Regions from separate parts of the Homo sapiens genome. Here region 2 is linked to region 1. The links are chromatin loops, found by intact Hi-C in ENCODE. Cell type or tissue: CD14-positive monocyte. All regions are shown on one strand. Links, peaks and the distances in the headings refer to the core of each region. The heading gives the core; the rest is flanking DNA.

Evidence for each region. Peaks named below come from ENCODE experiments on the same cell type or tissue, not always from the same donor. Only the 100,000 strongest peaks of a DNase experiment are listed, where the experiment ranks them.
Region 2: a loop joins it to region 1, with 7 times the contacts of the local background. A loop is called at or near these places in 1 of 110 quality-filtered maps.

Annotation. Positions count from the first base shown.
Region 1 is chr12:122,702,200-122,705,117 of GRCh38, forward strand. HCAR2 (hydroxycarboxylic acid receptor 2) reads right to left here and starts at 1,158. Exons shown (of 1, transcript NM_177551.4): 1 at 1-1,158. The coding sequence starts at 1,084. In CD14-positive monocyte, for the core only: no CTCF peak of the experiment used is centred there; a DNase peak (open chromatin) is centred at 1,192; H3K4me3 peaks cover 1,401 bases; H3K27ac peaks cover 1,145 bases.
Region 2 is chr12:122,645,469-122,648,386 of GRCh38, forward strand. No RefSeq gene overlaps it. Among named protein-coding and RNA genes, the nearest start is that of MIR9902-1, 49 kb to the right of the region's middle. RefSeq lists enhancers at 1,675-1,744, 1,835-1,894. In CD14-positive monocyte, for the core only: no CTCF peak of the experiment used is centred there; a DNase peak (open chromatin) is centred at 1,513; H3K4me3 peaks cover 1,223 bases; H3K27ac peaks cover 1,978 bases.

The sequences.
Region 1 (2,918 bases), core at 175-2,674:
AGGTTGGGCCCAGATAAGAGGGGCTCCATGGCTCACCGGAGTTGGCCATTAACGCCTCTGGAGCGCCTCTGGTTTTGTTGGGGTCCCCTGTGAGCTCGACGCTCGTGCTGCGGTTATTATCTGGCTCACCTGTCATCTTCCTCTGGAGGCAGCGGTTGATCAAAGTGGAGAAGAAGTTGGGAAAGGATGGGCTGGAGAAGTAGTACACCACGGGGTCCAGCATGCTGTTCATGTAGGTGAAGCTGAGAGTGATAAAGAACGCCAGGTCCACCGAGCGGTACACTTCACAATTCTGCGTGCCCGAAGTGTGCAGGAGCCAGAAGATGCGGATCCGCACAACCACGCTGGGAAGGAAGCAGATGACAAAGACGATGGCCACCACCATGATGAAGGTGATGGCTCTCTTGATCTTGGCATGCCGGTCCATTTGTCTCTGCCGCAGGCTCCAGATAATTCTGGCTGAGCAGAACAGGATGATGCCCAGGGGCAGGAAGAACTCCAGGAGGAACATGGCTTCGTGCCACTGGAAGGTATGGCAGATGCTGAAGCTGCTGCACAAATTTGCACCGCCATTCTGGATCGGCATCTTCTTCTTCAGGAGGTGGACTGTCAGGCCAATAGTGATGCCCCACAGAAGGCAAGAGATGATGGCTGCTGTCCGATTGGAGATCTTGTTCAGGGCGTGGTGGGGATGGACCACCCGGAAATACCTGTCTACCGCCACCACCGTGAGGAAGATGATGCTGCCCTGGCGGTTCATAGCCAACATGAAGAGCATCAGCCGGCAAGGGATGTCCCCAAACTTCCAGTCCCAACGCCTCACATAGTTGTCCATCAGGAAGGGCAGGCAGATGATCAGTAGAAAGTCAGCCACTGCCAGGTTGAACAGGAAAATCCGGCTGGATTTCCAGGACTTGAGGTGGAAACAGAAAATCCACAGGGCAAGGCCATTGCCCAGAAGCCCGAAGATAAACTCCAGCCCCAACACCGGCGGCAACACCTTGACAATGAAGTCATCTCGGAACACACAGCAGTTCTTCTTGTCTATTTCCAGAAAGTGATCCTGCAGATGGTGCCGATTCATGAGTGCGGCTAGTGAGTCCGATGGAGCGCCTCGCCTAGTGAATGCTCCAGCAAGGAGGTGTGTGTCTGTGTGGTGAACGTGTGGTTCCACGCCTGCCTTTATGTCATGTCAGGGTGTTGAAATAGATGACTGAATGGTTACCAGGAAACTACGAAATCTCTAAAAAAAAAAAAAAAAAAAAAAGCCAGCAAGGCTCTTATGCAACCTGCTGTTTGCATAAACAAGTAATAAGAATCCCCTGGGCAGACGGGAACCCACAAAATGTCTTAAATGTAAAGGATAAGTTTAGGCAAGCCGACTGTCATTCGAAAATCAGTGAAACATGAAGGACATCCCTTTGGAAGGCTGGGTGCTTGTATGCCAACTGAGTACTCAACGTTGCAGAATTAATTCACCGTCATCTGCTTGGCTGACATAATTAACAAAACAACAACAATAGCAATAACAATTTTTGGTGCCAAACAGTGAGGTTTTCCAGAAACACTAAGAATTAGCATGAAAAATTAACAGGCATATGACATAAACAGTAGCAGACATATGATTTCTTTTGGAAATGCTGAGAAGACAGTAGTTGCCTGTTTGATGAGGACAGACTGGTTGAATTTGACCACTTTTCCTATGCTACCTTTCTGTACAAACATGGAGTGCTTTTCCATATCAGAACTCTGCCATTCATCTCCAGTTAGGAAAAAAAAAATAGCCTGCTGGAGAGTGTAATATTTCATAAGACATTTGAAAACTTGAGCCCAGTTTCAGTGGCATGTTAACATAAGTTGGGTTTTTTGTTTGTTTATATTAGATTTTGATATGCTTCTGTGCTCAAGTGATTTATTTTTAAGTATGTGATTTCTTTTTTTTGCAAACTTTGAATTAATGAGAAAAAGGATTCATGAGGCTAGTCGTAAGCTGTAGCAAATCGGGTGTACTTTGTGCTACAAATTTGTTTTTCTGTGTCGCTCTGCATGAAGAGGGGTACCTTAGGATAGAGCATGGGGTTAGTACCCCATAAGCTGTCTGTTCTAGACAGCCCAGGAAACTGGTCAGTAAGAAAGTTGGTTGCAGGTCCCTGAAACAAACAAAAAACTGGATGAGGTCTCTAACTTGTTTTATGTCCTTGGGACCTTAGGATGTGATTTTTTTTTTTTGAGACAGAGTCTCACTCTGTCACCCAGGCTGGAGAACGGTGGAACAATCTCAGCTCACTGCAACCTCCGCCTCCCAGGTTCAAGCAATTCTTCTGCCTCAGCCTCCTGAGTATCTGGGACTACAGGCGTGCGCCACCACGCCCAGCTAATTTTTTGTATTTTTAGTAAAGACGAGGTTTCACTGTGTTGGCCAGGCTGGTCTCAAACTCCTGACCTTGTGATCCGTCTGCCTCGGCCTCCCAAAGTGCTGGGATTACAGGCGTGAGCCACCGCGCCTGGCCGTGATTTTTTTTAATGAACTTTATTTTTTGGGGCAGTGTTAGATTCACAGCAAAATGGAGCAGAAAGTACGGACGGTCCTGTGCACTCTGTCTCCACACACGCAAAACCTCCCCCACTAAGTATGTGATATTTTCAAAGCCCCCATTTTTGTAAAATTAAACTTAGAGTGACAGGACCTAAGAGGACATGGAACCCCGCCTTGTAGCGGGACACCATTGCACACATTGTTTCTCTGCTTGTCAGTGCGATTGGGTGTCATCCTATAGAATGTTTTCTCCCTTTAATATTTTGGTCTTATGAATTCTTCCATGCAGGAGGTTTCTAAATTGTGTTCCTTCTACTTTGAGTTATAAAATGTAAATTTCTTCCTTTTTTTTTTTTTTTCTGTTTTTTCTTTTGAGATGGAG
Region 2 (2,918 bases), core at 275-2,774, 57 kb before region 1:
CAAACTTCACAAGCTCTCACTTATTTGTGAGAGCTAAAAATTGAAACAATCGAACTCATGGAGATAGAGAGTAGGATGGTTACTAGAGGCTGGGAAGGGTAGTGGAGTTGGGGGAGGAGGGGGACGTGGGGATGGCTAATGGGTACAGAAAATAGAAAGAATGGGCGGGGCACGGTGGCTCATGCCTGTAATCCCAGCACTTCAGGAGGCCGAGGCGGGTGGATCACCTGAGGTCAGGGGTTCAAGACCAGCCTGGCTAACATGGTGAAACCCCGTTTCTACTAAAAATACAAACAATTAGCTGAGCGTGGGGGCACGTGCCTGTAATCCCAGCTACTCGGGAGACTGAGGCAGGAGAATCGCTTGAACCCAGGAGGCAGAGGTTGCAGTGAGCTGAGATCACGCCATTGCACTCCAGCTTGGGCAACAAGAGTGAAACTCCGTCTCAAAAATAATAATAATAATAATAATAAAATAGAAAGAATGAATAAGACCTGGTATTGATAGCACAACAGAGTGACTATAGTCAACATAATTTAATTGTACATTTTAAAATAACTAAAAGAGTATAACTGAATTGTTTGTAACCCAAAGGATAAATGTTTAAGGTGATGGACACCCCATTCACCCTGATGAGATTATTACGCATGGCATGCCTGTGTCAAAATATCTCATGTATCCCATAAATATATACACCTACTATGTACCTAAAAGTTAAAAATTAAAAATTAACAACAAAAGGCTGGCACGGTGGCTCACAGCTATAATCCCAGCACTTTGGGAGGCTGAGGCAGGTGGATCACTTCAGGTCAGGAGTTTGAGACCAGCCTGGCCAACATGGTGAAACCCCATCTGTACTAAAAATACAAAAATTAGCTGGGCGTGGTGGCGCGTGCCTGTAATCCCAGCTACTGGGGAGGCTGAGGCAGGAGAATTGTTTGAACCTGGGAGGCGGAGATTGCAGTGAGCCAAGATTGCACCATTGCACTCCAACCTGGGCAACAGAGCAAGACTGTCTCAAAAATAAATAAATAAACAAAAATACAAATTAACAACAAAAAAAAAGACTCTCTGGTCAGACTTTTTCACTCCCTGTCTTGTATCCGGGATACAATTCTCTGCACGTTTCATGCTGTTTCAAGTCTTTGCTCCCCTTCCCTCTTTGCCTAACTAACTCCCACTCCCTCTTTATGACATGATAGTTACTTAATATCCAAGTTCCTGGAATTGCTTGAAACTGTCTCATTTAATATGAATATACATATATGTAGGAAGCATTAGGACATTCCTTATATTCAAAGAGCTAATGTAATGAATCAGGAGGAAATGTTATTACCTCAAAACCAAATGATTGTCAACTCATGTTTTCTGATGTTATTTAGGTAGGCTTGGTAACTTGGTTATATCTTAAAAGGGTACATTACTCATAACCCACATTATATTTCATACCTCAAAAGAAGAAGTGGTAATTTACAAAACTTCATCCCTCCCCCTTCCCCGTGGTGCCATGTGCTTGGCAGTTGGTGTTTTGGTCAGATCTAAGAAAAGTTTCATCATCAAGCAGTATGAACACATGTGCCGGTGAATCTCTGTCTCCCTTTTTTTTAATGACTCATAACCGGCCACAGGGTACCACATTTAGGGTGACAGCTCTACCATTCACGAGTTTGGCATGTAAACACAAGATCCCCACGTGCAGATCTATTGATGGGTGGTCTTTTCTCAGAAAGGTACATTCTTCTGGCTCGGTCTAGATTACCGGTGGGATTTTTCTATGTTTCATTTTTACTTCTGTGCTTTCGGAAGGACAAAGGGAAGCTGACAGCGAGGGTGAAATGAAAACGTAAGTGATAAGGGTTGTAAGAAACAATGAAAAAGATGTTTTTTGTTGGCTTTTTTTTTTTTTTGGAGATGGAGTCTCACTCTGTCCCCCAGGCTGGAGTGCAATGGCGTGATCTTGGCTCACTGCAACCTCCACCTCCCGGGTTCAAGCGATTCTCCTGCCTCAGCCTCCCAAGTAGCTGGAATTACAGGCATGTGCCACCACACACGGCTAATTTTTAGTAGAGACAGGGTTTCGCCATGTTGGCCAGGCTGTTCTTTAACTCCTGACCTCAAGTGATCCACCTGCTCTTGGCCTCCCAAAGTGCTGGGATTACAGGTGTCAGCCACCATGCCTCGCCAAAACAACAGAAGTTTATTTTCTCATAGTTCTGGAGGCCAGAAGTCAGCAATCAAGCTGCCAGCAGATCCACACTCTCTCCAAAGTCTCTAGGGGAGGATCCTTCTCTGTCTTTTCCAGGCATCCCCTGGCTCATGGCCACGTCACTCCAATCACTGCTTCTGTCTTCATGTGGACTTCTTCTCTGTCTGGCCTCTTCTGTCTCTTCTAAGGACACTGTCATTGCCCACCCTAATCCTATATGATCTCATCTTGATCCTTATCTTAATTCCATCTGCAAAGACCCCATTTCCAAATAAGGTCACCTTCTGAGGTTCCCGGAAGACATGAATTTAGCAGAGGGCACTCTTCAACCTTCAACCTACTACAACCTCCTTTCTCAATTTCCACTGCTTCTGCCTTTGGGTGAAGTATAGAATCCTTTAAATAACAGTGTGCTTTCTGTGTAGTTATTGATTAGAAATAATCTGGCCAGACACAGTCGCCCACGCCTGTAATCCCAGCACTTTGGGAAGCCAAGGTGGGAAGATTATGCGAGCCCAGGAGTTTAAGACCAGCCTGGGCAATATAATGATACCCCATCTCTAATAACAATGATGATGATAATAATAATAAATAGAAGTAATAATCATAAGTTTTACTGAAGTCAACTAACATACAGAAAAATACAGAAATTATAATAGACTTTCATGAAGTCATCATGCCCGTGTGACAACACTCAGATCAGGTAACAGAA